2 separate regions of the Mus musculus genome follow, and region 1 is linked to region 2. The links are chromatin loops, found by intact Hi-C in ENCODE. Cell type or tissue: heart. All regions are shown on one strand. Each heading gives the region's core, and the rest is flanking DNA. Links, peaks and the distances in the headings are about the cores only.

Evidence for each region. Hi-C counts contacts between places; a loop is a spot of excess contacts. Peaks named below come from ENCODE experiments on the same cell type or tissue, not always from the same donor. Only the 100,000 strongest peaks of a DNase experiment are listed, where the experiment ranks them.
Region 1: a loop joins it to region 2, with 4 times the contacts of the local background. A loop is called at or near these places in 10 of 42 quality-filtered maps.

The regions. Positions count from the first base shown.
Region 1 is chr4:133,363,649-133,378,432 of GRCm38, reverse strand. It overlaps Slc9a1 (solute carrier family 9 (sodium/hydrogen exchanger), member 1), which reads right to left and starts at 8,698. Exons shown (of 12, transcript NM_016981.3): 1 at 7,526-8,698. The coding sequence starts at 7,889. Mir5122 (microRNA 5122) reads right to left here and starts at 8,657; the gene lies at 8,569-8,657. In heart, for the core only: a CTCF peak has its summit at 11,468 (motif pointing left); DNase peaks (open chromatin) are centred at 6,612, 7,582 and 8,672; H3K4me3 peaks cover 4,358 bases; H3K27ac peaks cover 4,177 bases.
Region 2 is chr4:133,414,115-133,428,898 of GRCm38, reverse strand. It overlaps Slc9a1 (solute carrier family 9 (sodium/hydrogen exchanger), member 1), which reads right to left. Exons shown (of 12, transcript NM_016981.3): 3 at 13,348-13,598; 4 at 12,401-12,618; 5 at 10,797-10,999; 6 at 9,356-9,445; 7 at 8,904-8,974; 8 at 8,624-8,797; 9 at 8,280-8,394; 10 at 8,012-8,113; 11 at 7,325-7,397; 12 at 5,197-6,912. The coding sequence ends at 6,572. Among named protein-coding and RNA genes, the nearest start is that of 1700091J24Rik, 13 kb to the left of the region's middle. In heart, for the core only: CTCF peaks have their summits at 4,588 (motif pointing left), 5,446, 5,648 (motif pointing left) and 9,084 (motif pointing right); DNase peaks (open chromatin) are centred at 4,588, 5,568, 6,138, 9,068 and 1 weaker place; H3K27ac peaks cover 386 bases.

The sequences.
Region 1 (14,784 bases), core at 4,552-12,551, 51 kb after region 2:
GGCGGGCGGGCAGGCGGGCGGGATGACTCAGGAGTAACCCGGGCCCTGCCTGTGCTGAGCGAGACTTCTCTGCCTAGATCAGAAGAAAAGCAGGTGGGGGGCTGACAGGAGGGAGGAGCCCGGCTGCAGGCTGAGTGCAGGCTCTCCCCAGAGGGCATCTGGGGCCCCTTTGCCCTAGGTCCCAGTCATTCCTGGGTGTATGAATGCTACCTCTTAGATGGCTATTTCTTCACCGTGGACCCTGGACTGCGTCAGTTTTCCCTAAACCCTTTTTTTAAAACTGAGCAAGACAGAAGAATATTCAAGGCTTTCAAGGCTCCAGTTCAGAATGATGATGGGAAAATGGAAGTTCTCAATTGAAAGGGCCTTGAACATGACACTAGAAGATCACAGGCTCCAAAGTTGGCCTGAGTTAGGTTTGTTTATCACCGTGCAAGCAAAGCACCCAGGAATCTCTCAACTAGGAATTTAACAAGAAACAGCTAGAAAATAAAAATAAAAAACCCACTAATATAATTAACCACCAGATCACACACACCAGGGGATGGGCTGAGAGGTCTGCCTTATCTACAGCCACAAGGTCAGAGAAGACCAGAGCTGGGGGTGGGAGGTGGGCAAGGCCCCAGGTTCAATCCCCACAGCAAAAGAAGCAGAACACCTGAGATCTGAGGTCAGCCCTCCTCACTCTCCTTGCTTCCTCGGAGTTCCCACTGACAGTTGCTTCTCTCCTTCCCCTCTCCTCGGGTTGGGGTGGAGGAGAGCCTCCCACACGCTGACAAAAAGAACACTCCTACTTCATTTCTAAGGTTTGCTGCTCCACACACTAGGAGGTGAGGAGGCAAGCCTCCCTCTGACTTCACAGCCACATGGGTGCATGAGAGGATGCTGAGAACCTTGCTGAGTGACCAGAGCTCTGGCCGCCCAGCTCCTACAGCCCTCCTTTCCCATGGGAGAGACACTGTCCCTCTTAACAACCACCCAGGTTACCGATGTGGGTGCGTCCCATCATTTTCTCTCTCTTTTTTTTTTCTTTCTTTTTTTTTTAAAGATTTATTTATTGGTTATATGTAAGTACACTGTAGTTGTCTTCAAACACTCCAGAGGAGGGAGTCAGATCACATTACGGACGGTTGTGAGCCACCATGTGGTTGCTGGGATTTGAACTCCGGACCTTCAGAAGAGCAGTCCGGTGCTCTTACCGGCTGAGCCATCTCACCAGCCCATTTTCTCTCTTAAAGCACCACTTTGAATCTTTCTTGAGACAAAGTCTGGCTGTACTGGAAGTTACTATGGAGTCATCTGCCTGTCTCTGCCTCCCTCCTGATTGCTGGAGTTAAAGGCCTGCAAGACCACCACTGCTACCGCTGCCACTGTCACCACCGCCCAGCTGGATCTTTACTAACATTCAGTATGGCTGGGGGTGGAGGGATACAACTTTAACCCAAGTACTCAGGAGGCAGAGGCCACAGACCACAGACCTCTCTGAGGCCAGCCAGAGCTACAGAGTGAAACCCCCTGTTAATTAAGAACAAAAACAAAGCCACAAAGCAGTGGTGGTGCACACCTTTAATCGCAGCACTTGGGAGGCAGGGGCAGGCGGATTTCTGAGTTCGAGGCCAGCCTGGTCTACAGAGTGAGTTCCAGGACAGCCAGGGCTATACAGAGAAACCCTGTCTCAGGAAAAAAAAATTTTTTTTTTCAAAAAACAAAAAAACAAAAATAAAACAAAAAAAGAATCACAGTTTGCTGGCCAGGCAGGAAAGAAGACAGACAGCACCATGGCTAGCAGTCCAAGAATTGTGTCCTTCCCCCCACCTCAGGCAGATCACAATCCTACTTAGTGTTCTTAAGCTATAAAAGAAAATAAAGTTAAGTATTGTATATGCAAGTGATCTGGAAACAAACCACAGCACTACTAAGAACTACTACTTCTGCTTCCAGAGCTAAAGAAAACTCTGCCACCTGCTCCCATCACCGAAAATGCCTCTCAGAGGATGCCACAGGGCCCTGAGGACAACCAAGAGCAGGCTGGTACATTCTTCCTCAAGGGCAGGAGGTCACAGTCACAAAGCTAGCCACCCCCCTCTGGCTAAAGAAAATCCCCTTTCAATTGTCTTGCTCTTAAAGGAGAGAAGGGAGGTCTGTCAGACTGCTAAGAGAGGTGCCAGGTAGGAAACTACCTGAGAACAAGGAACAGGCTCAGGCTACCACAGGATCTGTGTGCTTTCACACAGGCTCAGAGACTCTTAAGGACAGGCCCAAAGCCAGGCCCAAAACACCTATAGCTCTCTCTCAGGTAGGCACGCCCCTCGGATGGAGTCCTAGTGGACTGCAGAAGCAGGGGGGGGCTGGGCACCACTCCAAGCAGGGCAATGAGAGAGGTAGGCGATGCAGCTGCACCCCCTCCCCCAGGAGACTATGCCAAGCCGCCAACAGAAGATAAAGGGCAATTCACCATCGCACCGAAGAGAACCCCTGAGCCGTTTCCTCATCTACGGTACAGAGGGAGCCTTTATCTCACAAGACTTTGGTGGGGATTAAAAGATTACTTTTATAAAGTCCCTGACACTGCGCTGTAGATACTGGATAAATGGTAATTATTATTAGAACATACACCCCAATAACAGAAGCGATGGCATAGGGCAGGCTAGACAGAATGCCCAGGCTGTGGACAAACAGTATGGGGAGAAGGGTCAGGAGAGGAGAGAGCAGCAGGCTGAAGTGTGCTAAGAAAAGAACCCTAGATCTAGAATAGTCCCCAACGGTCCAATGGCACTATCGGGAAGTTGTGGGAATTTGAGAAGCCTAATAGGTCTTTATGTCTAATGGCATATCCTTGAAGGGAGGACAGTACCTCACTACATACTTCTGCCATCAGGTGTCACCTCATCGCTAGGCAAACAACAGGCCATGTAATCATGGCCCAGAGCCCCCAAAACTGTGAACCAAAATAAACGTTTCTCCTCATGCAGTGATTATATATGATATTTCTGGTATAGTAACCTAGATGAGTAACAGAGTGGGGGAAAGCTAATGAACTCTAAAAGCCACCAGTGAGCCAGGCACATGCACACACGCATGCACACGCACGCTCGCGCGCGCGCACACACAAACACACACACACACACACACACACACACACACACACACACACACACACACCCATCAATCTCTACCTCAGACTCAGAAGATGGAGATAGTATCCTCACTTCACTAACAAGGCAAGGCAAGTCCAGAGAAATGTACCAAAGGGAGCGTCAAGGACAGAGACCAAGGTGTCCACCAGGGCTTTCCTTAGAGCTGGGCTGCATGTGCCGGACTAGGCTGCCTGGGGCTGAGAGGAAAGGTGAACCTCAGGTGAGGAGCTGAATCAAGTCCAGGCCATATGAGCAGCCCAGGCCTCCAAGGCCCCTGCACAACTGGAAGCCCCTACCGCAGGCCTTCCCACGTGCTGGCTGACGTCCCTGAGAGCATCCCACAGTCAGGCAGCTGGTTTTCCCGGGAGGAAAAGGTATCCTTTTCTTTTTGGAGTGGCATCTGGGATAGAGACAGCTTCAAGGTGACCTTTAAGCTGTTTCTTTCCTTTTGAGAAGTAGAAAAGGTAGGTTTGGGTCCTGCTTTAACAGACCACCAGGCAGGGTCATGACTGCTTACATGAAGTGGGCAGAAACAATATCCTGTATCTCTCTGGGCTGTGGTGGTCCACACCTTTGGGAGGCAGAAGCAAGTGGATCTCTGAGTTCAAGGCCAGCCCAGTTTATAAAGCGAGTTCCAGGACAGCCAGAGCTACACAGAGAAACCCTATCTCAAAAAAATAAAAATAAAAATAAAAACAAACAAACAAACAAAAAGCCAACAACAACAATAAAAAACTATCTATCTATCCCTCTATAAACTAAACTTGTTCTAGGGAGGAAATAGCAGCATATACCAAAGACCAAAACTGAAATGTCATAAGATCTAAAGGGACAAAAGAAGCCTTTTTTGTCCCTAATCAGGAGACAAGATGAATACCTGCTTTATAGGAGGCTTCTGGGCCTTGCCAGGCATTCCAGGTCAGGAATATGGGCAAACACCAGGGGTGCTGCCAGTGGTGAGCTGGTTACAGGCGCTCTCCCTGAGTGAGAACATGCACTGCCTGAGAGTCAGGTGAACTGGGACAAAGCAGAATTCATGCGAGAGCCAAACCACAGTACAGGAAGGAGGCAGAGAATGGCCCAACCCCAAAGGGTTCAGGACAACTCTCAATTATTCATTTATTCATACATTTATTTATTATTTACTTATTTGAGACAGGGCCTCGTGTATCTCAGGCTGGCCTCAAACTCACTCTGTAACTGAGGGTGGCCAGCCTTGAGCTTCTGATCTTCCTGCCTCTACCTCCCAAGTCCTAAGCTTACTGACATCAACCGTCCTTTTTTTATGTGGTATATGGAATCAAACCCAGGGCCTCATGCATGGTGGGCAAGCACTCTACCAACTAAGCTACATGCCCAGCTCTGGTTCTCTCAATAATTTAAGTCCCTCTTAAACTACTAATTCTCCTCCCACCAAGAAGAGGAAAGAATCCTCGACTAAAAGAGAGAAACAGTGTCTGGAGAAGGGAGGTGATTTGCCTGAGGTCACCTCCCCAGTCCAGAGGCATCAATTACTCTAGAGCATTAACTCTTGCTTTGTCTCTCCCATGTCAATCTCCACAAGATCCTCCTTTGGATTTTGGCACACAACTAGGATGGGAAAGAAGACTGCACACTGCACTCTCTGTTCTTAGCTGAGGAGTACCGTGCGTGGCAAGGAGCTGCCACAGCAGAAGGGATGGGGGCTCCACCAAACCCCTACCCTCTCTGGGACAATGAGAAAACAGCCAAGACCCTGAAATAAAGTCTCTAGCTCTTGGACAGCAGACAGTGCAGAGTTCACTGCCCCAGCCCTCCAGCCTGTTATCAAGGCACCACCCCGAATCTTCCGACAACCACCAAAAGGAGGCAGCTCAAGAGAAAAGATAGGATAGGCCACACAGAGAAACCCTGACACACACAGACAGACAGACAGACAGAATAAGTCAGATAAACAGATCTGAAACCTTAAGGAAAGACAGACGGTGGACCAGGGCTAAGGAATAGTGAATAGCGTAGCGCTCCAATCTCAGAGAATATAGGAGGTAGGATTCTGCCGTAGGTGGCGGCTCCTCACCCTGCTCTCTCATGTGCAGCAAGCCAACTTTATGCACTGTATGCATCACACTGCTAGCACTCACACACTTTTGAACCTTGTACTTTGCGAATGTCCTCTACCTCTGAACTACACACCAGCCTGCACTTCTCATTTTCTGATAAAGAGGCTCAGAGAATGTGAACCGGTGGGTGGGTGGTGCATTCTACACAGCGACCTCACATCTAACCTTAACTCAAAGGCGCAGGTGGAGAGTGGAGTTTCATGGCTGCCATCTGCACAGCGCTTTGAGGTCCTTCGTCCCCATTCCCTCTACTCTTTAGCCCCAGAACGGCCAGGTGCCAAGGCCCCCATTTTCAGAAGCAGAAAAAACGCCTTTCCAAGCCAGACACACAGGCCTTTGGGATTGCATGGGGGATCAGATTCAGCCTCCCCATTTTACAGAAGGAAAACTGAGGTCCGAGTTTCAAAAGCTTAACCGGGGTTTCCAGAATCGGAGCAACAACAGAAATGTCAGACCTGGAAAGGATCCTGAAGATCAGCAGGCTAAGGAGACATGATTGGTCAAGGTCATGGGGGGAGGGGGGGAGGAGAACTCAGTTTCCTGACTGATATCCTTGCCGGCACCGTCTATGGTATCCAGTGGCCCAGGGTCTGTTGACAAAGCAGGTCAGGGCCAGCCAGCACACATTAGGACAAGAGCTATCAGGTCTGCAGGAACAAAGTTGGGACTTCCCAGAGTGGGGTCTTTCTGGTCATGCTAGTGTACTGACTAACAGCAGACACAGGTCTGCAGTGTGTGTGCCAGCTCCCAGGACTGGGACACCACGGGGCTGAGGGAGGTGTTAATTTACAGGCAGCACTTATGAAGTCTCTCCAGTCTCTCCCTCGCCTCCTACAGACAAATGACATATTATGGTCACTTCAGGGTCTTACAACAAATACAGACACACGGTGTCATGAGTCAATCGATATAGTCAAATAGCAATTCCGATGCTTATTTCACAAGAAAGACCTTCAGGAAGACACTCAGCTGTTCAAGGTCATGCATTTAGGTTTGAATCTGTATCCACGGTTCCCCTTGCTCAGACCTTGATTTTTTTTTCCCCCCCAGGAAGCTGGCTGCCATCAGGGTGTAGGTGCTGATGGCCCAGCTCCATGCCCTAACTCGGCCACTGTAACCACCTCAGCACCAAAGCCCCATACCAGGAAGCCAGCTCCTGGATCTATCAAAACAGAGGTACTGGTTAGTTCCTGCAGCATGCCACAGGGCCAGCCTCACACCAGTTTGGTGTCCTTGGGAAAAGAAGCTGCGAGACTTCCTGCCCAGAGTCTCTAACTCCTCAAAACCCAAATCTCAAGCAAAGAGGGAAGCAGAGAGAGACCCGGTGGCTCCCACTTTCAGTTCGCTGAAAGTGGGCTGGAAAACTTAAGGTAGCTTGAAAAGCCCCCTAGATACCATCTCCAGGAACTTCTGGGCTATGCAGCCTCGGGAGAACCCCACCAATCACCCAGCAGAACAGGGTGCTCAGGCTGGGCAGGAACCCCAACCCTTGGAGAAGGAACAGCATTTTCATGTCATTCTTCCAAAAAGAATATTTTAAAATCTCTTTAGACCCAGCTCTTCTCTATCTCTTTGCCTTCAATGGGTGGTCCCCGTCTCTAGTCAGTTGGGTACAAACCTGAACCAAACCTCAACCTCCTCTACTTTCTTGCCATCCCCAAATGGCTGGCTGTAGCCATTCCTATGAACTGGATAACGGTTGGCATTTCTGGACTGGGACCTGACTCAGGGGCTTCTGACTGGCCTTGGCAGGCAAAGCTGAGAGGTATCACTCTGGGGATGAAGGTAAATAAGTCTCTGGGGATCCCTGTGTTCTACCACACACCTAAGTGCCTTGTACCTAGTTCCTTACTCTACGCAAAATCCTTAGACAGGCCAAGTCCTAAAACACCCTTTCACAAAGAATGTAATAAATCCGTACTGATTCCTGTTGACAGGACAGAAAGGGCCACTTGCTAAAGGATATTCCTGTCTTACACATAGCTAAGCACCTGCCTCCTCTCTAGGTCCCATCCCAGCTGTAGGAGACCAGCCAAGCCTTGGCAGCTTTTCTGAAACCAATATCAGAAGCATCCCATCTCGTGCACGCTCCTGACCCTCCCTCCTGCTACATAATGCCAGCTCACAGGCCAGAGCTGGAGTTTAAGGACCAACAAAAAGGAGGGAGAGGCTGCCCGCCCGCGTTGCAGAAGTGGTTCATTCAGAGCCTGAGAAGCAGAACCTGGTAACAAGTGGGGCAAGAAGCTCACCTATCTGGTGGTGGCAGCAACAGCACCATCATGCACTTACCTATCTTCATGAGGCAGGCCAGGAGAATCCAGAGGGAGATCTCAAAGGGTGTGCGCACGTGAGGGTAGTCAATGTCCAGGACTGGGAAGGCCTTCCGAGATGGCTTACCGCCATGTTCAATGATTAAGTTGGTCAAATTGTGGTCATCTGGGCGATGGAGAGGCTCTGATGGTGCCGTGGTGACATCCCCAATTGAGCGTTCCCGGGGTGGTTCAGAACCTCTGATGGTGCTGGCAGTAGGGCTGTGCTGGAGGCCGTGGCTCCTGAGAACAGGTAGCAGTCCCACCAAGGCAACCACCACCAGCAAGGAGGGGAAGATCCGAGGTGGATGAAATCCCCAGACGCCGGACCACCGAAGCATCATACTGATCCCCCAGCCTAGGAGGCCTCAGCCCTTAGCGAAGTGCGTGTAAGACCTGGGACATAGGTAGCAAGGAGTCCTGCAGATGGGGTGAGACTGGGGCAATCTCTAGGAAAAGTTCATGTTTTAGAGAAGTATTTTCGTTTTCTAGAGATTCACAATCTCAAAGTCCAAACTGCAAAAAGGGGTTAAGTACCTTGGAGGGACTAAGGAGGAAACCGAAAGGATCTAGAACTTCAGGCTGAGAGAAGGAAATCGGGGAAACTGCGTCCTGAAGAGAGGGGAAGGGCCGGATAGGCTGGACCACGGGCAAGGGAAAGGAGGAAGAAGGATAGGACCTTTGGCTAAGGAAAATCACCAGGGTGCTGGAACTCGGCTAAAGGGGAGGGGTAAGGAGCCTGGGCTAAAGACGGAAAAGGGTGAGACCCACTCCGCAGGGAAAGGCGAGAGAAGGCTGGAAGGCCAGCCTGGGATAAAGGAGTATAGCAGGAAAAAGGCTGGGGCTTTCCCACCCACAGGAGAGCCAGGGTCCAGCCGCGCCGGGCTGAGATTCCGGGGAAATGGAGGGAGGCGGAAGACAGAGGCAGACGGCCTGGCGGGAAGGTGCCTCGGCGCAGGCTGGAGGCGGCTCGCAGTGAGCCAGCAGCAACACACCCCTCCTTAAGACCCCGGTGCAGAGCTGTGTTCCACCCCGGCCCAGCGGCAGCTCCTTCGGTCAGCTCCAGCTCCACTTCCAGACCTGACACAGCCCCGGGTCCCGCGGTAGCGGACTGATGCCTCGCTGAGCACAGCGCAGCCATTTATAGGCACCAACGAGTAGCAGGCGCAGCAAGCTAGAGAGACCTGTCAGCGCCCGCGCGGTGCAGCGGCCCCTGTCGCCCAGGGAAGGAAGTGTCACGTAAGAAGAGGAAGCCGAGACCTAAATTGGAAAAAAAAAAAAAAAAAAAAAAGTACAATCTAACACGAGTGACATACTGTACTATCTACAAAGTGTTTTCTTGTTAGCATGTGACTTTGAACAAGTTATTTAGCCTCTCTGTTTCACAGCTTTCTCAACTGTAAGGTGGAGATGGATAGCTATAACAAAAGGATAACAAGATGGTTAAATGAGGTGATCTATGAGAAATGTTTAGAATGAAAGGGATGGGATCGTGGTTCAGAGGTAGAGTGCTTGTCTACCATTGGTTCCTATGCCCAGTGTCACAAAATAAAGTTAAATGAATGAATGAAATGGGCTAGAAATCTGCACTCTGTATGTTCCCAAGCATTGACCTGTGCTGAGGACCGTGTGAGCTGAAATCCGTTCCTGCATCCCAGCCACAGGTGCTTTGATGGCAATGTATTGGCTTCCCTTGACTGTGGCGGCATAACCCCAGCCTCCCTGTATCCGTCTTTAGGTCCAAATTTCCCCCTTTAAAAGGACTCCAAGCAAATTGAATTAGGAATTGGCCCTAATGGCGTACCTTACCTTGATCAACTTCAAAAACCCAATCTGAGCCACGAACGGTGGGAAACTGTAATTCCAGCATTTGGGAAACTAAAGAAAGAGGAATTTTTAACTCAACGTCAGCTTGTGTAACAAAGTGAGTTCTAGACCAGGCTGAGGTCAGTAGGGAGACCCTGTCTCAAAGAGATTTAAAACAACAACAACAACAACAAAACCCCTCATCTAAATAAAGCCACATTCTCGGGCACTGAGGGGTGGGCAGGGGTAGGACTTCAGCTTCTTTTGAAAGGGCGTGTTTCAACTCATAACAGTAGTGAAACAACCAAAAAGTAAGAGGCTGGGTATTGTTTTTGTCTGTCTGTCTATCTGTCTGTCTGTCTGTCTGGTTTAAAGAGAAAAGAAGGATTTTTATTATCTGCAGACAGAAAACAGCTTCCAGAAGGGGCATGTTCTGTTTTGTGCGAAAGGCTACATTCTTACAATGTAGCCCAGCTGGCTTCTAATTTTTGGCAATCCTCCTGCCTCTCCCTCTCAAGTGGGATTACTGGTATGCACCACCACACACAGCCGGAACTGGAATTTGAATGAATGATATTGATTAGAGTTCAGAAAGGTCGAGACATTGTGTCTACATGGTGCAATCATGAGAACTCTTCCCCCCCCCCTCAGAAGTAGGATCTGAACACAGAACCCTGTGCGTGCTAGGTAAGCACACCACCGCTGAGCCCAGACTGAGAAGTTTTTAAATCATTTCAAATGCCATCCTGTTTCATGGAAAGGTTAATTAAAGCCGAGAAATCCAAGGTGATTTGTTCAAGGGGCTGTTAGAGGGGTTTGTTTTCGTTTGACAAATCTCTTCAGAACTTTCTTGACAAGGATTTCTGCTGAGCTAGGGACATAGGCATGAGGCGTGGAGTGGGACTGTGAATGGTGATTAGGGTCAGCTCCAGAGCTCAAGGTGAGCTTCCCAGCTCTGGGAGTGTCCTGTTCCTTCACTGGGTGGTCCATACCCAGTTACTCAGAGGCAGTTATGTTGTGGGAGTTCACCATGCCTTCAGAGTTTGTGTACTTTCCATCTGGAAAAAGGTGTTTTCAAGTAACAAGAGTGTGATATGACAACCAAGTGTAAAACATTTCTGACTTTTCTGAACCTTGCCACGTTTTTCCAGGAATAGATTCAGACACTGGGAGGTGACCGGAAAAAAAAAAAAAGAAAAAGAAAGAAAGAAAGAAAGAAAGAAAGAAAGAAAGAAAGAAAGAAAGAAAGAAAGAAAGAAAGAAAGAAGAAAAGAAAAGAAAAGAAAGAAAGAAAGAAAGAAAGAAAGAAAGAAAGAAAGAAAGAAAGAGAAGATTCAGAAACAGACCTGGAAAGATGCTTTAGTGGCTAAGGACCATCATTCAAATAAATCCCCAGCTCTCAGAGTTAAAAGAAAAGAACAAGAAAGCCAAGTATGCCCACATACCTTTAACCCTCGTACCTTGGAGAATGGAGACAAAAAAGATTGCTAGGGCTTGCTGCCCACCAGCCTGGCTCCAGGTTCAGTGAGAGACTCCATCTTGAGAGACTAAGGAAAGGTCACAGGAAACATGATTCCTAGTTTGGCGTCTGCCTGTACAAGGCTGATGCACTTGCACACAACACAACACACTATGCATATACCATACCCATACACACATGAGGGGTGTGTTATGGGATTCGGAGACTATCATGGAGCAGCTGTCCTAGCATGAGCAACACCCCGGGTTCGATCCCCAACACTTTAAGACAATACTGAGAACAGATGAAAGACAAACAGTAGCTCCAATGGAGGTGAGAAAAGGGAATGACTTCTAGGTCACAGATCAGAACAAGCCAGGCTTGCCATCTGGCATTGAGATGAGACTTCTCAGGAGACTGAGTCAAGAGGATGGAAAGTTCAAACCCTGCAAGGTCTACAGAGTGAGCTCAAAGCTAGCATGATCAACTTTGGAGAGCTTGCCTCAAAATAAAATGATATAAAAGATAATGCAGGACTGGGCTCAGAGGTTAAGAGCACTGACTGCTCTTCCAGAGGTCCTGAGTTCAATTCCCAGCAACCACATGGATGGCTCACAACCATCTGTAATGGGATCTGATGCCCTCTTCTGGTGAGTCTAAAGACAGCGACAGTGTACTCATATACATAAAATAAATACATAAATCTATAATATTAATAATAATGATAATAAAATAAGGTGGTGGGAACATAGCTCAGCACTGGAGTGCTTGCCTAGCATATAAAATGCACTGTGTTCCGTTCTCAATAACTAAAACCCCAGAGGATCAGAATCAACAATGCCTTGTGGAGTCACTGAGAACTGAAAACCAACTGCTATGCCGTATAACAGAGAATCAGGATGCAGTAGTGATTATTCCCATTCTCACTTGACAGATAAAGCACCAAGGTTTGGATTCTTGAAGCTGTTTGCCTAAGATCACATAGCTGTGGGGAAGCAGTGCTAACATTTAAAGCCAGGCTTTAATCTACACTGCAGACTCAGTACGGATTACTAAAGGGAGAGGAAGGGCAGGGCTAGTGTAGGCACTTTACTCCCAAGCCTTGAGGCCACTGGCAGTCACTGGTGTTCCCCACCCCCACCCCACCCCCTCCAGCCCTCAGTAAGTCTTTGGTGCCAGCTCCAGAGAGAACAGATCGGAGAAGAACCAGGAAATACCACCCCTGGTGGAGGTCCTACAGGACATGGAGAAGGTTATAAAAACTTAACAGTATCAGGAAATAATCCTAGCTTGTAGCTAGGGCACAGTCCCAGGAGGCTTCAGGGCTGCCTAACACAGATGGCCACTGTCTAGACCCTGTCCCAGCACCACCACAGGCGTGAGACCTGGAGTAATCAGTCTCTGTTCCAAGTTCTTCCACCATAAAGCAACAGGGCCAACCTTGTGGTGCTGTAGTCAGAATATTAGGGAATGTACATAAATAAAGCTTTAGAGCAGCGCCCAGCAGGCACCACCTGAATTTGTCATTGTCAACCTTTCTTGCGGGTATCTTGAAGTCTTAAACTTAGACTTTCATGTCTGTTTGGGTTTGTTTTGATACCGTGTCATAATCACTTGTAAATTTATACTCCTGCCTTCCTCTATCTCTCTTCTTTTAAAGATTTATTTATTTTATGTATATGACTACACTGTGGCTGTCTTCAGACACACCAGAAGAGGGCATCAGATCCCATTACAGATGGTTGTGAGCCACCATGTGGTTGTTGGGAATTGAACTCAGGACCTCTGGAAGAGAAACCAGTGTTCTTAACCAACTGAGCCATCTCTTCAGGCCTCCTGCCTTCCTCTCAAATACTGGCTTTCAAACTAAATAACTGAAATGACCTTGAAATTGCAATTTCACACACACACACACACACACAGAGAGAGAGAGAGAGAGAGAGAGAGAGAGAGAGAGAGAGAGAGACACGAATGCTAGGCTCACATGTATGCACCACTGTGTTTGACTTTGATTTTTTTTTTTTTTTTTTTGAGCTAGGACTTCTCTAAGGTAGCCCAAGTTAATATCAAACTTATGGTCCTCCTGCCTCAACCTTCTGAGTGTTCATATTACAGGTGAAGCCTTGATTCAAGGACCCTTTGAATTGGCCCACAAAGTCACAGAGATGATGGATAGGCTAGAAAGAAGAGCCCTGCACAGATTGGTTCCATCACTGCAGCCTCGTGCTTTGAATCTAATACTTCTAAATAAGCTTTATCTTGTTAAAGACCATCCATTTAGCTGGGTGATGGCGGCTCATACCTTTAATCCCAGCACTTGGGAGACAGAGACAGGTAGGTCTCTGAGTTCTGAGTTCAAGGCTAGCCTGGTCTAGGCTACACAGAGAAACCCTGTCTCAGAAAGAAAGAAAGAAAGAAAGAAAGAAAGAAAGAAAGAAAGAAAGAAAGAAAGAAAGAAAGACAGACAGACAGACAGACAGACAGAAAGAAAGAAAGAAAGAAAGAAAGAAAGAAAGAAAGAAAGAAAGAAAGAAGCCGGGCGTGGTGGCGCACGCCTTTAATCCCAGCACTTGGGAGGCAGAGGCAGGCGGATTTCTGAGTTCGAGGCCAGCCTGGTCTACAAAGTGAGTTCCAGTACAGCCAGGGCTATACATACAGAGAAACCCTGTCTCGAAAAGCCAAAAAAAAAAAAAAAAAAAAAAAAAGAATTTAAAAAAAAAAAGAAAAAAAGAAAGAAGAAAGAAAGAAAAGAAAAGACAAAAGAAAAAAAGATTCTGTTAAAATGTCCAATAGGACAGTTTACCTAGCTTGCACAAGACTCTTGGTTCAGTCCTAGCACCACAATTATATAAACTGCTGTATTTGTTTTTTTAAAAATCCTCACTTGTCAGCACTTGGGAGGCAGAGGCAGGCAGATTTCTGAGTTCGAGGCTAGCCTGGTCTACAGAGTGAGTTCCAGGACAGCCTGGGTTACACAGAGAAACCCTGTCTCGAAAAAACAAAAAACAAACAAACAAAATCCTCACTTGTTATCATAGCATTGCTCTTGACTCAGAAGAAGTGTCTATAGGCCTTTCCTGTGTGCACTGTGCGCTATTTCTTCCTGCACAGGACACATCTGCTACCTAAAGCACACACTGAATCCTCTCCCTACAAATGCTGTGAGTCCTATGGAATTGCTAGCTGGGGCATTGCCTTAGATAACAATGTATGGTGCTGACAAAGGATCCACTCGACCGCTGTGCATCACGGGTAACTCATGTTTGCTTCTGACTCTCAGTGCGTTAGTATAGATGCATGTATCTCTCAAATGGATGATGTCATATTGTCAGCCTTGTAGGATGCTTGCAAAAACTAAAAGGAGGCTGAGGCAGGAGGCTTTTCATGGGTTCGAAGCCAGCCTAGTTAACATATAGTAAGACACTATATTACAAATAGATCAAGAGGGAACAAGGAGGGCTGGAGGACTGGCTATGTGGTTAAGAGTCAATGCTGCTCTTGCATAGGACCCCGGTTTGATTCCCAGCCCCGTGCCTGGTCACTCACAACTGTCTGTAGATCTAGCTCTAAGAGATTCAGTGTGTTTTTTCAGACTCCAAGGGTACCTGCTCTCACACTCTAATGCACACACCTACACACAAACACACACATATACACATATTTTTTTTTTCCTTTTTTAAGACAGGGCTTCTCCCTGTAGTCCTGGCTGTCCTGGAAATTGCTCTGGAGACCAGGCTGGCCTTGAACTCAGAGATATACCTGCCTCTGCCTCCCTGATGCTGGGATTAAATGCATGTGCCACCATTGCCTGGCTGATATAATTTTCTTACACACATACACACACACACACACACACACACACACACACACACACACAAAATTGGGGTTACAGATATACACAATACCGTGCCTGGCTTTTACATGCCTGGCTTTTACACGGATGCTGAAACCTGAATGAAGGTCACAGCAAACAT
Region 2 (14,784 bases), core at 4,180-12,179:
TCCAGGTTATTCCCCCAACAAACCTGCACCCCAGGTTACAAGTCCACCCCTGCCTATCGACCACCAGTGCAGAGGGGAACAGAAGTTTATGATCTGACTCCCAGCTCCAGCCAATTATGGTAAAGGCCGCAGCAGCTTTCCAATTAGATGCTTGCACATGTACTCCCTGCTTGCTGCTTACTATAAAGTTTGCCCTGATAGACATTCGAGGCTCCACCACCACCAAAACTGTCCTTCCTGACAGTGTTGTGTTGCAGGGGCCCGAGCTAGCTCGAATAGAATGAAGACCCTGCTGTGAGCTGCATCAGATTGGCTCCTGTCTATGTTTTGGGACATCACTGACATTTCCCTGGCACTACACTGTCACCTGTGTCTGCTTCAGCAAAACATGACTTCACACATCTGCTTCATCAACAAAACATCCTTTCACCTGTGTCTGCTTCAGGACACCATTCTTTCCTGTCGTCTTTAGCAAATCATCCTTTCACCTGTGGGCCCAGCAAAGCATCATTTGACGTAACCGACTTTCCAAAGAAACCAGAAGTTTCCGCTTCAGGGCCCGGTGAGTGGGATGTTGTGTCTACATTAGGAATGTTTGCAAAAGGGAGTGGGCCAGAGGGATGGCTGACTGAGTTTGATCCTTAGGACCTACACGGTGGAAGGAGAGAACTGACTCCCGCAAGTTGTCCTCTGACCTCCACACGCACACACACCCATGCATGCAACGTAAATAAAAACACAGTATAACTAGTAAAAAAAAAATCAATAAAAGAAGGAGAGCAAGTCTCACCAAAAAATTCGGGGGCGGTCATGTCAGTGAGGCTTCTGGGGGACCCAGTGGTCCAGGGCCTGTCAAGATCTTGCCTCTGAGAGGAGAGGCAGGTGGCCAAATGTGTTACATGACCTTCGTTAAAGAAAAAGGCAAAGGGTGAGACTTCATGGGACTTGAGATTTGGGGTTCAGTACACACCACATCCACCTGTGCCCCTGAAGCCATTTCTATGAACTCTATAACAATGTGACTTGAGGAGTCTTGGGGAAGAGAGGCCCCAAGCAGGTGCTGGCAGCGGAGGATGCTGCCCAGACACGCGAGCAGGAGTGAGACGAGGCCATGGCACAGAGAGATGCTGGGTGGACAAGCTCCAATACTAGATTCGTGGTACTACAGACCCTCCGGGTGCTGTATTAAACCATGGCAGTGACTTGGCTCACACTGGACACGATGGGGGCCAAATGCCTGACTGTGGGACACCACGAGACCTCAGCAACCAGAACTGACCAGAGAGTATCTGACCTTCTCATAAAACCGGACACACATGCTGGCACTCTAGGATTAAACAGCAACTGCGACGTCAGGTCTGGACAAGCCCAGAAAGCACAGGAAACTGCACGAGCAGCTGCTTCAAATTCTCCTGGGGCCACACTCACTGCTGCAGCGATTCTCTCCGGCTCACACCTGAGTGTGTGTGTGTGTGTGTGTGTGTGTGTGAGGGGGCAGCATTATGTATATGCACATGTACTTAGGTGCCTGAGGCTAGAAAACAGTGTCAACATCCCTGGGGTTGGGGGTACCGGTATGGGTGCTGTGAACCAACCTCTCTGGTCTTCTGCAAGAAAAGGAAGAACACTTAATTGAGCCATATCTATAACATCCTCCTGCCCAGCGTGCAGAACCCTTGGTGATGGGGGCTGGAGAGATGGCGCAGTGGCTATGAGCACTGACTTCAGAGGTCTTGCTCTGGCCCATAGGTTCTTTATTTGTTTCTGATTATGGACGGTTGTGAGCCACCATGTGGTTGCCGGCTTTTAAACTTATGACCTCCGGAAGAACAGTCAGTGCTCTTAGCCACTGAGCCCTCTCACCAGCCCAAAAAATAATTCTTAAAACAAAACAAAACAACTTGGTGATTATATTAATTACAAAGGTATTTCAGACGATATTCAGGCTAATCTCCCTACCTTTTAAAAAACTTTCTGTGTGTCTGTGTGTCCGTATTAAATATGGGTGTGTGCAAGGAGGCCAGAGGCTCACACTGGGTGGTTTCCTTATCACCTTTTTATCACCTTCAAATTTTATGCTTCTTTTTTAATTAAAAAAAAAAAAGATTTATCTTTATTTGATGTTCATTGGTGTTTTGCCTGCATCTATGTCTGATGGAACCCCTGGACCTGGAGTTACAGACAGTTGTGAGCTGCTATGTGGGCTCTGGGAATTGAACCCTGGTCCTCTTGAAGAGCAGCCAGTGGTCTTAACTGCGGAGCCATCTCTGCAGTCCCTTAAAGCTTATCTTCATATTGATATTTATTCAGATTTTTAAAATTATAGTTAGTACATCCTTGTGTGTGCGTGCACATGCATGCCACAGGACACATTTCCTGATCTTCCTGTCTTGACCTCCCTTCAGCGAGATTACAGTAGCACACTTCTGGGCCAGCTCTTCGTGTGGATGCTGGGCTCTGGAACACAACAGAGGACTACTTGTTAGGAAATCAGTTCTCAATGGGGGTGACCTTAGCTGTGACTCACAGCACTGGGGACATGGAACCTGAAGAGGCCACTTCCTGTAGCCAGGCAGGAACCCCAGTGGAGCGATAGGGACACCAACCCACCCACAAAACTTTCAACCCACAATTTACAAGAACTGCAGGGAGGGGGGATGGAGCGGAGACTGAGGGAACGGCCAACCAGTCACTGGCCCAACTTGAGACCCATCCCATGGGCAAGCACCAATCCCTGACACTATTAATGATCCTCTGTTATACTTGTAGACAGGAGCCTAGCACGGCTGTCCTTTGAGAGCCCCCCCCACCCCCACCCCAGCAGCTGACTCAGATGGATGCAGAGACCACAGCCAAACAGTGGATGGAGCTCAGGGACTCCTTTGGAAGAATCGGTAGAAGGATTAGGTCCCCCAAGGGGACTGAAATTCCACAGGAAGACCAACACAGTCAACTAACCTGGACCCCTGGGGCTCTCAGAGACTGAACTACCAAAGAGCACACACATACACACACAGGCTGGACCTAGGCCTCCCTGCTCATATGTAGCAGATGTGCAGTTTGGTCTTCATGTGGGTCCTGAACAACTGAAGTGCGGGCAATCCCAAAAGCTGTTGCCTGTACGTAGGTAGGTAGATATGTTCTAGCTGGGCTGCCTGGTCTGGCCTCAGTGGGAGAGGATGAACCTAGCCTCACAGAGATGTGCCAGGGTGGGGGTATGCCCAGGGGGCCCCCACCTGCTAAAGAGGAGAAGGAGAGGGAGGACAGGGATAGGGTTGTGGAATTGGGGGTGGGGGTGGGGGACAGTGAGCAGAATGTAAAGTGAATAAATAAAAAGAAAGAAAATCAAATTTCTTCTTCCACCATGTGAGCCCCATGGATCAAACTCAAGCCATCAGGCTTGGTGACAAATGCCCTTACCACTAAGCCGTCACCAGTATTCTGCTTTTCGTTATTAGTTAGATTCTCACCATTCTTCACTATTAGGGTCTCACTCTGGCTGTCCTAGAACTCACTGTGTAGACCAGGCTGGCCTTACACTCAGGTCCTCCTGCCTCTGCCTCCCAAGTGCTGGGGTTAAGGGTGAGCCCCACCGCATCTCGCTCCCCCATGTCCACTTTCTGGGAGAGGGACTCTTGCTGAGCAGAGCTTGCTGACTCGGCTGAAATGGCTGCCTAGCAAGGCCCCGGGCGGGCTCCTGCCGTCATCTCTGCCTCCCCGGCACTGAGCCTACAGCAGCACCCCCCTAGGTCAGCTCTCACTGAATGCTGGGCCTCTGAACCCAAGCACGCACACTAACTAGTCAGGAGGCTTTAAAAGGAGAGGGCTCCGCAGGTGAAGCGCCTGCTGTTGCAAGTGTTAGGCCCTGAGCTCTGCTTTTAGTCCCTCGATTTGTGGTCATGCTGGATTCTGTATGTGGTTTCCCCAAAAGGCAGGAAGAGGGTCAAGGGCATCGGCTACAGGACAATCTGGTTGGGTTATCAGAAGGAAACTAAGCCCTCCTATTCAACGGGGACAGGCAGAAAGACGGGTTGGAATCAGGCAAGAATTATTTTATTGTATGTATATGTAAATGCCTGTATGCAGTTATGTGCATGTGTGTGCAGTGGTTAACCACTGAGCCATCCCAGTCAGGAAAATCTGAATGAAAATTCTAACCCACAGGGAGCAGTGCCATTATCTGTGGCCACAGCCATGGTGGGACAACACCTTCCAGAGGCACAGCCTTCACCCTTTCAGCTCTAAAGCTTTTTATTATTGCTATCTTTGAGATAGAGCGCCCATGGAACCCCCAGGTTGGCCCCAAAGAACCCTCCTACTTCTGCCTCCGAGGGGGACTGGGCAGAAGCCCTGTGCTCTTGCTGAGGAGTAGGGGTCACTGGTCCTCATCCAACATTGCCCATACCCTTTGAGTGTTCCAGCTGTTTCCTGCTGGGACATCAATACAGGAATGCACAGTGTGGTTCTCGCCTATAATTCTTTTGCCATGGCCCAATTCAGATATCCTAAGACAAGTCAGCTCTGAGTCCAGGTCCCAGGCTGGGCAGAGCCTCTTAGACAGTACTGAGACTTCACTGCCCTCTGGTGGTCTGGTACTGGAATTGCACCTCAGTTCCCATCTCTTCTTTATACAGGGACCCCTTCTTCCAACAGGGAAGTCTCTAATTCCCAGGTGAGGACACAGCTTAGAGACTTTGTACTGCCCTTAGACCCCCAACCATAAACTACAAGGTTTGTCCTTCCCTCCTACGTTACTGAGTCAGACACGCTGGCTCATTAAACATCGACCTAATTAAGGAAAATGGAGGAATTCCAAAGGAGGGATGTCCCATAGTGGGCTTTCTCAGGCCTGCACGTGTTAGGACTGTTATATTTGGATGTATCTGATCCCTTCTCCGACTGGCCTCTGCAGGTGGCAGTTGGGCATGCCATAGTCAGGAGTCTTCCTGACAGCACCTGCCTACTATGCTCACCATTCACAAACTAGGGGTTTTCCGACTGTGTGACCACCGAGGCTTTTTAGCACCAAGCTGCGGCCCCAGCACATGGAGAGACATATCACAGTGTAACTCCAGCATCTGCACACTGGACCACACAGCAGCTGGTGGTAACAATGTTTCTGTTTCAGTCTTTGAGTTGAGTTCCTCTGACGCCCTCCTTCCTGAAGTCCCCCAGGCCCAGGAAGCAGCCCTGGACTCTTATCAAAAACTCACATTGATTTATTAGAATATGAAAAAGGTTCAGTTTCCTTTGTACAGGCGGCAGAGCGGCAGCAGCTGCGGTGGCTTTGTACATGGTTGTCGATGTCACCCTGCCTGGCAACTCCTGCCCAAAACAGCACTTGCATGGAGAGGAGACAGCTGGGCCATGCACCCATGGCCCCATCCCCTGGGAGGGACCCTCTGACTATTATTGCACGATCCTGGGGAGGGAGTGCCCAGGGGTTGGGCAGATACCCATGGGCTTGGCCCCAGCCATGGTGGCGGTAGGGAGTGTGTGCCTGTGAGCAAAGGCCTCTAGGGGGTCCAGTACTTTCTACTCTACAGAATGCAGGAAAGAGAGTGGTCCAGATAAGGGGTGGTGGTAGAACTGGCCAACAGAAGTAAAAGCAGGCCCAAGAGCAAAGGAGGTACCAGGAGGCCCCCTGCTGGTGAGCTTGAGTCATGACAGGTTGGGCCACATCAGAATCGGTGCTGTGGGCAAGGGCCCCCAGCAGCAGAGGTTCCATTTAAGGGACGGTGTTAGACACGAGGAAGGACGAGGGGGAAAGGGCAGAGCTCTGACTGGCATGGGGGACTCAAAGGGTCTGAAAACAAGAGTGCCTCTGTGCAAACAGAATCATACTTACAGTGAGGTGCAAATAAGCCAAGTGTAAGTAGAGGACACTTTCCAGCGCCTCGGACAGTCCCTCCCGTGTAAGCCCCACTAAGGCCCAGTGGTCCTCATCACCCCAATCATGTCACTGTCGAATGTGCCCCAGCGCCCAGCAGAGAAGCTCAGAGACGCCCTCAGCCCGCAGCTCTGAGTAAGGACAGCTCGGGTGGTGGCCAGAGCACCGAGGCTAGCGGGAGAACCGTGGCGCTGCCGTGGGCAGCTCTGCTATGGGTCACGGGTCTGTTTCCCAGCCACAGGCCTGCTGTCCTCTGATACAGGGGCCCAGTCACGGCCACGGAAGGCTCAGCTCCCTCCTTTCCTGCTGGGACCACAGTGGAGCCAGTGGCTCTTTGGTTAGAAATGATGATCAAGGATGGAGAGTTGGTCTGGATGAGGAGGGGCTGGAGGGAAGGAGGGCCTTGAGGAGCCCTGGTTCCACTATGGGAGAGCCTGGATCTAGAGATGGGGCGGGGCCTGCCTCAGCAGCCCAGCCGTCCGCCAAATGGATGGATTGGGAAGGCAGTTCTGTAGGAGAGGACCCTTCCCAGGAGGCAGGGGCAAGCCGTGCTGCAGTGGGGGCTGTGGGCCCAGCTGCCATGCGGAGGAAGGGGGCAGAGCCAATCCAGGTCAGGAGACAAGAGGAGCGCCCAGCCCCCACTCTCGTGGGAGAGTCTGTGGGACACCCACTAGCCTGGCTCTACTGTCCTTTGGGGATGAAAGGCTCTCCCTCCCCAGGCTCAGGGTGGGGGCCTGGGTCACTGAGGCAGCGTTGTATTCTCTGGGAGCTGGGGCTGTCACTTGATCCAGGGGTGAAGACGTCGTCGGTGCCTGGGGATGAGGGCTCCTTGCTCCGAATCATGATGATGCCGTCCTCATCTTCCTCCTCCTCCTCCGGAGTCACCCTGGGACCCCGGTTTAGCCCTAGGACCTTGCCCTTCAACTCCTCGTTCACCAGGTCCACAGACTCAGGGGACTGTGGGGAGGCCGGGTCAATGGTGATGACAGGCAGGTCTGCCTTGGGTTCATAGGCCAGTGGGTCTGTGGATTGAGAGCATAGACAGGTTCTGTCCCTGAGCCCTGATGGGATGGCCACACCTCAACAGCCCTCAGCCTGTGCTAGTGTCCCTCAGACCTTCCAATGAAGGCAATCATGTCTCTGGGATCCACAGTTTCCTGAGTGACCGCTCTGTTACCAGATGCTCTTCCCCCTGGACAAGGACTCCCACTGCCTCTCCATCCCTGCCATGGTGCTCTGTGTCACAGCTCCATCACAGTCCCCATCCTGAACCCAGGCAGTCCCTTTGTGCCCGGGTTTGACAGGTAGGCTATGCTGCCCTCTCTGTTAACACACCCAGCCCTCTAGATACAAATGAAGCTCCTGGGGAAAAACTAACTTCCCGTTGCCTCTCTGAGGCCTGTCCCGCCTGAGGGCCCTTCTTTAGCTCTTTACCTGAGCCTATGCGGGCCCGAGACAGGGTGGGCGAGTCCAGCTTGTGGGCCGGTACTGTCAGGTAGTTGGTGATCTGACAGAGAGAGAGGACAGGTTGAGTGGACGGTGGGCTGGCAGAAGTCCTCTGCCAGACACGCAGGCAGCAGGCTCTCACTGAGAGTGTGCTGGCCACCCACACCGGCGCTTCAGGGCCTTCCAGGGCCTTGTCCCAGGCTCCCAGAAAGCCGTGCTAGCTTTCTGAGAATCTCAGACACATCGATTCTTCTCTAGCTTTGCCTCCACCCCACACCTGATCCCCAAGGTTTCAGATTAAAACAAAAATAGAACAATAACAATAAAAACAAAAACCAACCCAGGCAGCATACCTAAGTCCTGTGCACCCTGGGTGTCGCAAACCCAGCGCACCGAGACTGAGCTCAGCGCCTTGCTTTTCAGCACACGGTGCTCCTTCTTGGCCACGCTGGACCTCTACCTCCCCAGTGGCCCCACTTCAAACTGGTAACCCAGTCACCACGTCTTACTAGTGTCCCTTCCTGTGTCCCTCACGCTCACTCCTTTCTCTTTCCCCGACAGTCACTCCTCTAGGATAAAGCCCAAACTCTTACCCCGTTAACAAACCTCCCTGTCTGTTTCTAAAGTAGCTCGGTGCGTGCCCGAAGAGGAGCTGGACAGAGCCCGGCAACGCACCTTCTGCTCCAGCTGCCGGGCCTTCTGCCTCCGGAGCAGCATCTGGTTCCAGGCTTCCTCGTAGGGGTCGGCCACCAGCGTGTGTCTGTTATAGGACCGCAGCTGAGGGGGGAACAGCCATCAGAGCAGGAGAGGGCTCAGAATCCAGGCTGGGAGGCCAGAGCCAGAGAGGCTCTGGCGGTGTGGGAGGCAGGAGAAGGGCGGAGGAGGTGCCGAGGGTGCACACAGGAGAGAAGCTAAGGAGGGCCAGGCTGAGACGGGACCTCACCCGTTGCCGGGTTTTCTGCAGATTGCTCCTCAAGATTTTGCGGATCTCTTCCTCCTTGTCCTTGGACAGTGCTGGCAAGATGCGGTCTGAAGTCACAGCCTTGGGGTGGATGTTCCTGGGACAACAGAACACAGGTTAGGTCTCTCTTTGACAGCACAAGGCCATGCTGGGGTCAAAAGCCCAGGGGTGGGTTGCCAATGTCCCAAGTCCTTAGAATGGCCGCAAGGACCTCAAGCCCAACTTGACCAGCTAGGCAACAGCGTAGCCCTGGAGTCCATCTCAGGCTAGGCTGAGGGAGCTAGCATGGGGTAGAGATGCTGCCCAGATCTGCCAGTGGTACTCACTGCATAGAGACAGTGGAGACAGCAGATGGGATCTTGCCCATGCCTCCGCTCTCCACCAGCTCAATGGCCTGCTTCATCTCCATCTTGTGGTAGAAGGCAATGAGCTGGGGCTCTTTGGAGCGCTCTCCTGCTATCAGGCACTTCTTCACATACTTCTTATTAAAACGGTTGAGCCTGTGGGACGAGGGAGACGGAGGGGGCTAGTTCCTAGGCACGAGGACGTTCCCCAAGGACCCTTAAATGTCCTTCCCACCCTCCTGCCCACCAGACCTTCACCTACTTGTCCTTCCAGTGATGGTGGCCATAATGACCACAGATGTCCTCGATGCCTGTCAGAAGGTGGTCCAGGAACTGAAATGGGCCCAGGGCCAGGTCAAGCCTTACTGCTGGCCTCCTTCCCCACTCCACCCACCTTTTCCCCAACTATGGCTCCGCTTAGCCTGCCCCCTACAGTTCCAGGAAGAGCCAGGAGGTGGCGCCTTCCCGTTACTCCTCCTGAAGCCCAGGCCACACTCTGGTGAGTCCCCTTCTCAGAACCCACTTGAACCTAATGACAGAGCCTCCTGGGCTCCCAAGCGCTCACACCACACTGTCCCTTCAGCTAGAGCCTGGAAGGGGGCCCAAGGGGCCAAGACAACCTGGCACTGAGATAAGGGAAGGCGGGCTTAAGGCCCAGCTCTGCCTCGGCTCCACAAACCTCTGCAACCCAAGGCCCAGCCCAGCCCCCGGTACCTGTGTGTGGATCTCCTCGTTGATGGAGCGCTTTGTTTCTTGCTTTTTCTTCACGGCCAACAGGTCGACCAGGGGCCGAATGGTCATGCCCTGGAGGGCAGGTGGGTGTCAGACAATCTGGTTCTGCTCTCCTGACAGAGAGGTGGAGGAACCACCCTTCTCCTCGAAGGCCCCCCACCCCCAGGCAAGGAGGGTCTCCCCTTTGAGGTTCTCAGTCTCCCTACCTCAGCATGCAAAGCAAGGCAGGCCTTTAAAGGCCACTTCTTCCTGATAGGTCAGCCAGTGGACCAAGCCTCACTGCTGGGGTCAGGCCCTGTAGACGGAGCCCCTCTGCCCTGCCTCCGTCAGACTCTCCACGATTGACTAGTATCTGTGCCTCAGTATCTGCACTATCCCTGAGAGATGCTCCCAGCCTCACTGCTGGGGTCAGGCCCTGTAGACGGAGCCCCTCTGCCCTGCCTCCGTCAGACTCTCCACGATTGACTAGTATCTGTGCCTCAGTATCTGCACTATCCCTGAGAGATGCTCCCATTTTACAGCTGTGGAAACTGAGTGGCAGCGGGGCTGAGTGATTCCCTATGGCCCCACAGAAGCAGCAGACCCCGAGTCAGGCTGGCTGGGTCACCGTGATGGTACTGTCACCCATGGAACACCCACAGCAAAGCTGAGGGGAAGCAGGGTTTCTGAGGATAGCGCAGGAGGGCATGGAGGAGCTCTCTCCTGCAAAAGGACAGGAACTGCACCCCCTTCCAAGAGGTCTCCCCATGTCTTTTCTCATGAGAAGGCAGAGGTGTGTCGCACCTCACACCATGAGTGCTTGTGCCCAGGGTGGGAGGTAGAGGATGGGAGAGAAACAGAGGCCCAACAGCCTCTCACCTGCTCTGGGCCAGTCAGCCGAGGGTCAGCAGTATGCACTATCACACACAGGCCTCCCTCGTGGACAGCTAGAGACAGGGCGGAAGCCTGCTAAGCCTGGGTCATTTAAAGCCCAGAAGTCATGGGCCAGCAGGCTGTAGGGGCTGTAACCAGCTAGCCCCGACTCCTCACTGCAGACAGGCACGCCTTCCCAGGAAACAGCTAGTAGAACGTTAGGCTGAGTCCAGGCCTTCCTGACTCAGGAGACTGTCCGGCCGCCTATGCTGAACTGCTGCAGATGCTAAACCATGATGCCACTCAGCCCTACCATGATGGGGCAGTAGATCTTGGGCCTGCCGGCTGCTACCCACGTCACTCCAGTGGCTCTTACTCAAGTTGGGCAACATTCGTCACTTCATATACTGATTGACTTCTCATTGTCACAGCTGAGAACTGAGGCCTCAAAGGGGGACGGCTTGCCCAAAGTCATGCGGCAAGCTAGTGACAGCATGCCCACAGCCTTTTTTTTTTCTACCACAAAAGTCGGGGCCCCCAGGCAGGGGTCTGCCCACCCCAGGCCCAGCACCTGCACAAAGACGGTGAAAAAGATGACGGTGATGATGGCGGTGAGGAACAGGTCACACATGGGGAAGTGCTTCTTGTCCAGGAGGTAGCCCAGCGAGAAGGCGATGGCCCCTCGCAGGCCCCCATAGGCAATGATGAACTGGTCCTTGGGGGTCAGCTTGACAATGCGGAACTTGTTGATGAACCAGGTCAGGACCAGGACACCTGCCAGGGAGCAGGCGGAGGAGAGGTCAGGCGGTCCAGGAAGCTCCTCCCACTACGTCCAACCGTCCAACCAGCTCACTCGGTTCCTGGGTCCCGCAGCCCAGGAACTCCAGCTCACTCATCCAAAACCTTGGTAGGTCTTTAAAGGGTTCCTCAACCTGCATTTGTTCTGAATATCCCAGAGGCCTTCACGGGGTACAGGTCAAGGGACTGGAGGAAACAATCCTGGTACTGAGTTTGAACTTATTAAAACAGGTGGGAAATAATTACCCTATTGTCTCTACTTTTCTAGAGACTGGGAATTGTTCATAGTGAACCACTGTTTCGAAGTGTAGGCTGTGAGGAGGGATGCAGAGAGTGCTTGCCCTGGATCTGGGCAGTTCACAGCTGAGATCCCAGCACTTGGGAGGCTGAGGCAAAAGAATCACCAAGAGTTCTAGGCCAGCCTGATCTGTATAGTAAGATCCCGTCACAAACAACTAACAACCCTAAACAAACAAACAAACAAACCTTAAAAACTGTGGATGGGGGAACATACGGTGGACCTCTGGCTCCTAAGTGCACGTGTGCGGAAAAGGGAGTAAGATAGAGAATGCAGCAGCGGCCTGGCCATGGAGGCCAGGAGAATCTAGCACAAGGGCAGAGCCCACAGACCCGATTCCATGGGTGACACTAGCCTGGTAGCTTTGGACACGTGCGCCATGACAACAGAACACTTGGCTCAGGGTTCCAGGCTGGGTTGAGGACCTGAGAGCCACCAGGCTTTTGGAGAGTCTAGAGGCCCTTCACCATAACTTTCTGCGACAGTGTCTGCGGAGCCTCCACGTGAGCAGGAGGCAGGCATGCGGCTTCTCCCTAATGCTCTCAAATGGTGTCAGCGTTGCAGAGAAGCAATGGGAGCACCCAGAGCCATTCAGAAGGGACAGGGACAGGGACATACTGCACTCTACATATCTCACCAGCCCCTCCATATGCTATACTACAGACACCCCGACACACTGTACTAGACACCCGCACTTAGTTCCTCCACACACTGTACTATAGAGACCCCACAGGCCAGCCCCTCAATACACCGTAGTGGGCACTCAGCCTATCCTCTCTACATATGATATGATACCATACAATACAGCCCAGCTCTTAGACACATTACTACGTAGACACAAACAGTACTACACACAGACACAGTGCAGCTCTTAGAAACATCAACACACTTACAAACCCACAACCTAGCCCCACACTATATTACACATAGCTACTCCATAGCCCAGCTCCTCTCCCTACAGTCACGTGTATACTGTTTCTCTCTCTCTCTCTCTCTCTCTCTCTCTCTCTCTCTCTCTCTCTCTCTCTCTCTCCCTCTCTCTCTCTCTCTCCCCTCCCTGGCCTGGGCCTGGCCCTTACCCAGCACCCGGGCGATGAGGCAGAAGAGCAGGGTGCTGATGACGAAGGTCCAGTTCCACTGGTGGGAGCCGGCCACAGTGGAGACGCCGAGGAAGATGAAGATGAGGGTCTCACTGACGCTGCTCCACATCTTCAGGAAGTACTTGATGGTGGTGTGGGATTTGTGGGAGATGTTGGCCTCCACATAGGGGCGCATCACTACTCCTGAGGCGATGAGGCTTGGGGTGAAGAAGAACGGGGTGCAAGGTTACAGGCTGACAGTCCAGGCTGAGCAAGCACTAGCTCACTGGACAACTGTGAGGGCCAAACGCCCATGGTTTTCCCTTGATCCTCACACCAAGTACACAGGGCCAGCAAATTCAGACGAGACACGGGAGTTTTAGAAGAATTAAGTCACCTCCACTGTGCACACTGCGTCTGCCCCGACAGCCAGGGCCACACTCTGTGGTCTTTTGGGTTCACCCCTTCCCAGTATAAAGTTCCCAACACACAGGGTTCCTCTAGGGAGCTGTGCTGGCTCCTTCCCCGCTTCCCAGAGTCCCCGGTCTAGGTTGGCCTGCACACTTCTACTTTCCTTGTGCCTCACTGACTCTTCTCAGGGGCCTCTGAGATTCAGGCGTGGAAGATGCCTGGTGAGCCCTTCTGGGGAGCCTTGTCGGCTTCCATCTTTAAGAAAATGGGAGGAAGTAGGACTGAGACCTAAGACTTCCAGCTCAGTTTCCTAGGGTAGTAGTAGATTCTGCCCATAATGTTCAGATTCCTGAATCCCAGGAGTCCAATGGAAGTGGCTTCTTATGGAAGGCCTCTAATGACCTGGGCCACGTCAGCGTCTACCATGCAAGCCTGGAGCCTCAGGTGCTGGGGCGCTCCTTCGTGACCACAGAGATCCGGAGACTCCATGGTAAGTAACTACCCCACCAAGCCCGTCACCTGCCACTCCGACTCACGCCATGATTCCGGACAGGTGGAAGAGCTCAGCTGACAGGTAAGCCATGTAGCTGTAGAGGAAGACGAAGAGCGGCTCGATGACCCGGATGTGAGAGGTAAATCGGGAGGTGAAAGCTGCGATTACCCCGTAGACCACGCCCACAAACACCCCACCGAGGGCCACCACGAAGAAGCTCAGGAAGCCGAGGAAGATGTCCGAGATGCCCACAGAGTCATAGCTGGCAAATTCCTCAAAGAGGTGATAGAGGACCTGGGGAGAGCACACAGGCTGGTAGGCAGGAGGGCAGGGCCCTGGCCCCATGGCTCCCTGACACTGTCCTTCCACAATTCACAACCATGGATTCAGACCTCAAGGCAGCTAAGTGCTAAGTGTGTAGAACCTAGCCTGGGGCTTACGGAGCGGCACGTGCTAGAGGAGCACACTGGGGGCCTGCAGCACCCCCTGCTGGTAATCAACATACACTCTTAAAGCTACAATCCTTTGCACACATGGCCTCATTTTCCCGTGCTTCAGTTTTCCACAAGGTGGGGGACAATTGGGGTGCTCACATCACAGGGCTGTCATAAGAACTAAGTAAAGCACTCAGCATGATTGGGACTCCCTGTGGTACTCTCCTTCAGCACAAGTTTAGACAGTAAACCAGGACAGGACCAGTCAATCTCTGAAAGTAACTGGGGCCAGGTCATATGTGACCTGGGATCCACCAAGTAGGACCGAGAAATCTCCATTTAAACAAGCTGCCTGGTTACAATGGGCAGCCAGGCTCACATGCTGTGGAGCTGGAGGCCCTGGAATGGGCCACAGCCTGCACATGGTGGGCACAATCTCTACTGGGATGCAGGTCAAGAACCTATGCCCTTGGTAGAGGGAGGCTCAGGCAGGCCCAAAACCTATTCCTTCAGTTTCTGAGGGACTGACTGGCACGGCTGCTCTCAGTCTAATCAAGTCTAGCCCTAGAGAGCTCTGCCAGAAACCAGCTTTGGGGGAGGGGAGATGTTCCAGGCCTGGAAAGAAGGGGCAACAGGCAGGAAAGAGTGAGAGGACAGAGCTGATGCCAGGCAGCTCAGGTGCAGCCTCACTGTCTGGGGCATTCACACCTGAACTAAGCTCTAGAAAAGGCCCAATTTGCCAGGCAATCGTAGCACACACCTTTAATCCTAGCAAGAGGTAGGCAAATCTCTGAGTTTGAAGCTGGCTTGGCCTACAGAGCTAGTTCCAGGAGAGTCAGGGCTACACACACACACACACACACACACACACACACACACACACACAGAAAACCAAACAAACAAAAATAAAAACAGAAAGAAAGAAGGAAAGGCCGGGCAGTGGTGGTGCATGCCTTTAATCCCAGCACTCAGGAGGCAGAGGCAAGCAGATCTCTGTGAGGGCAGCCTGGTCTACAGAGTGAATTCCAGGACAGCCAGGACAGCCG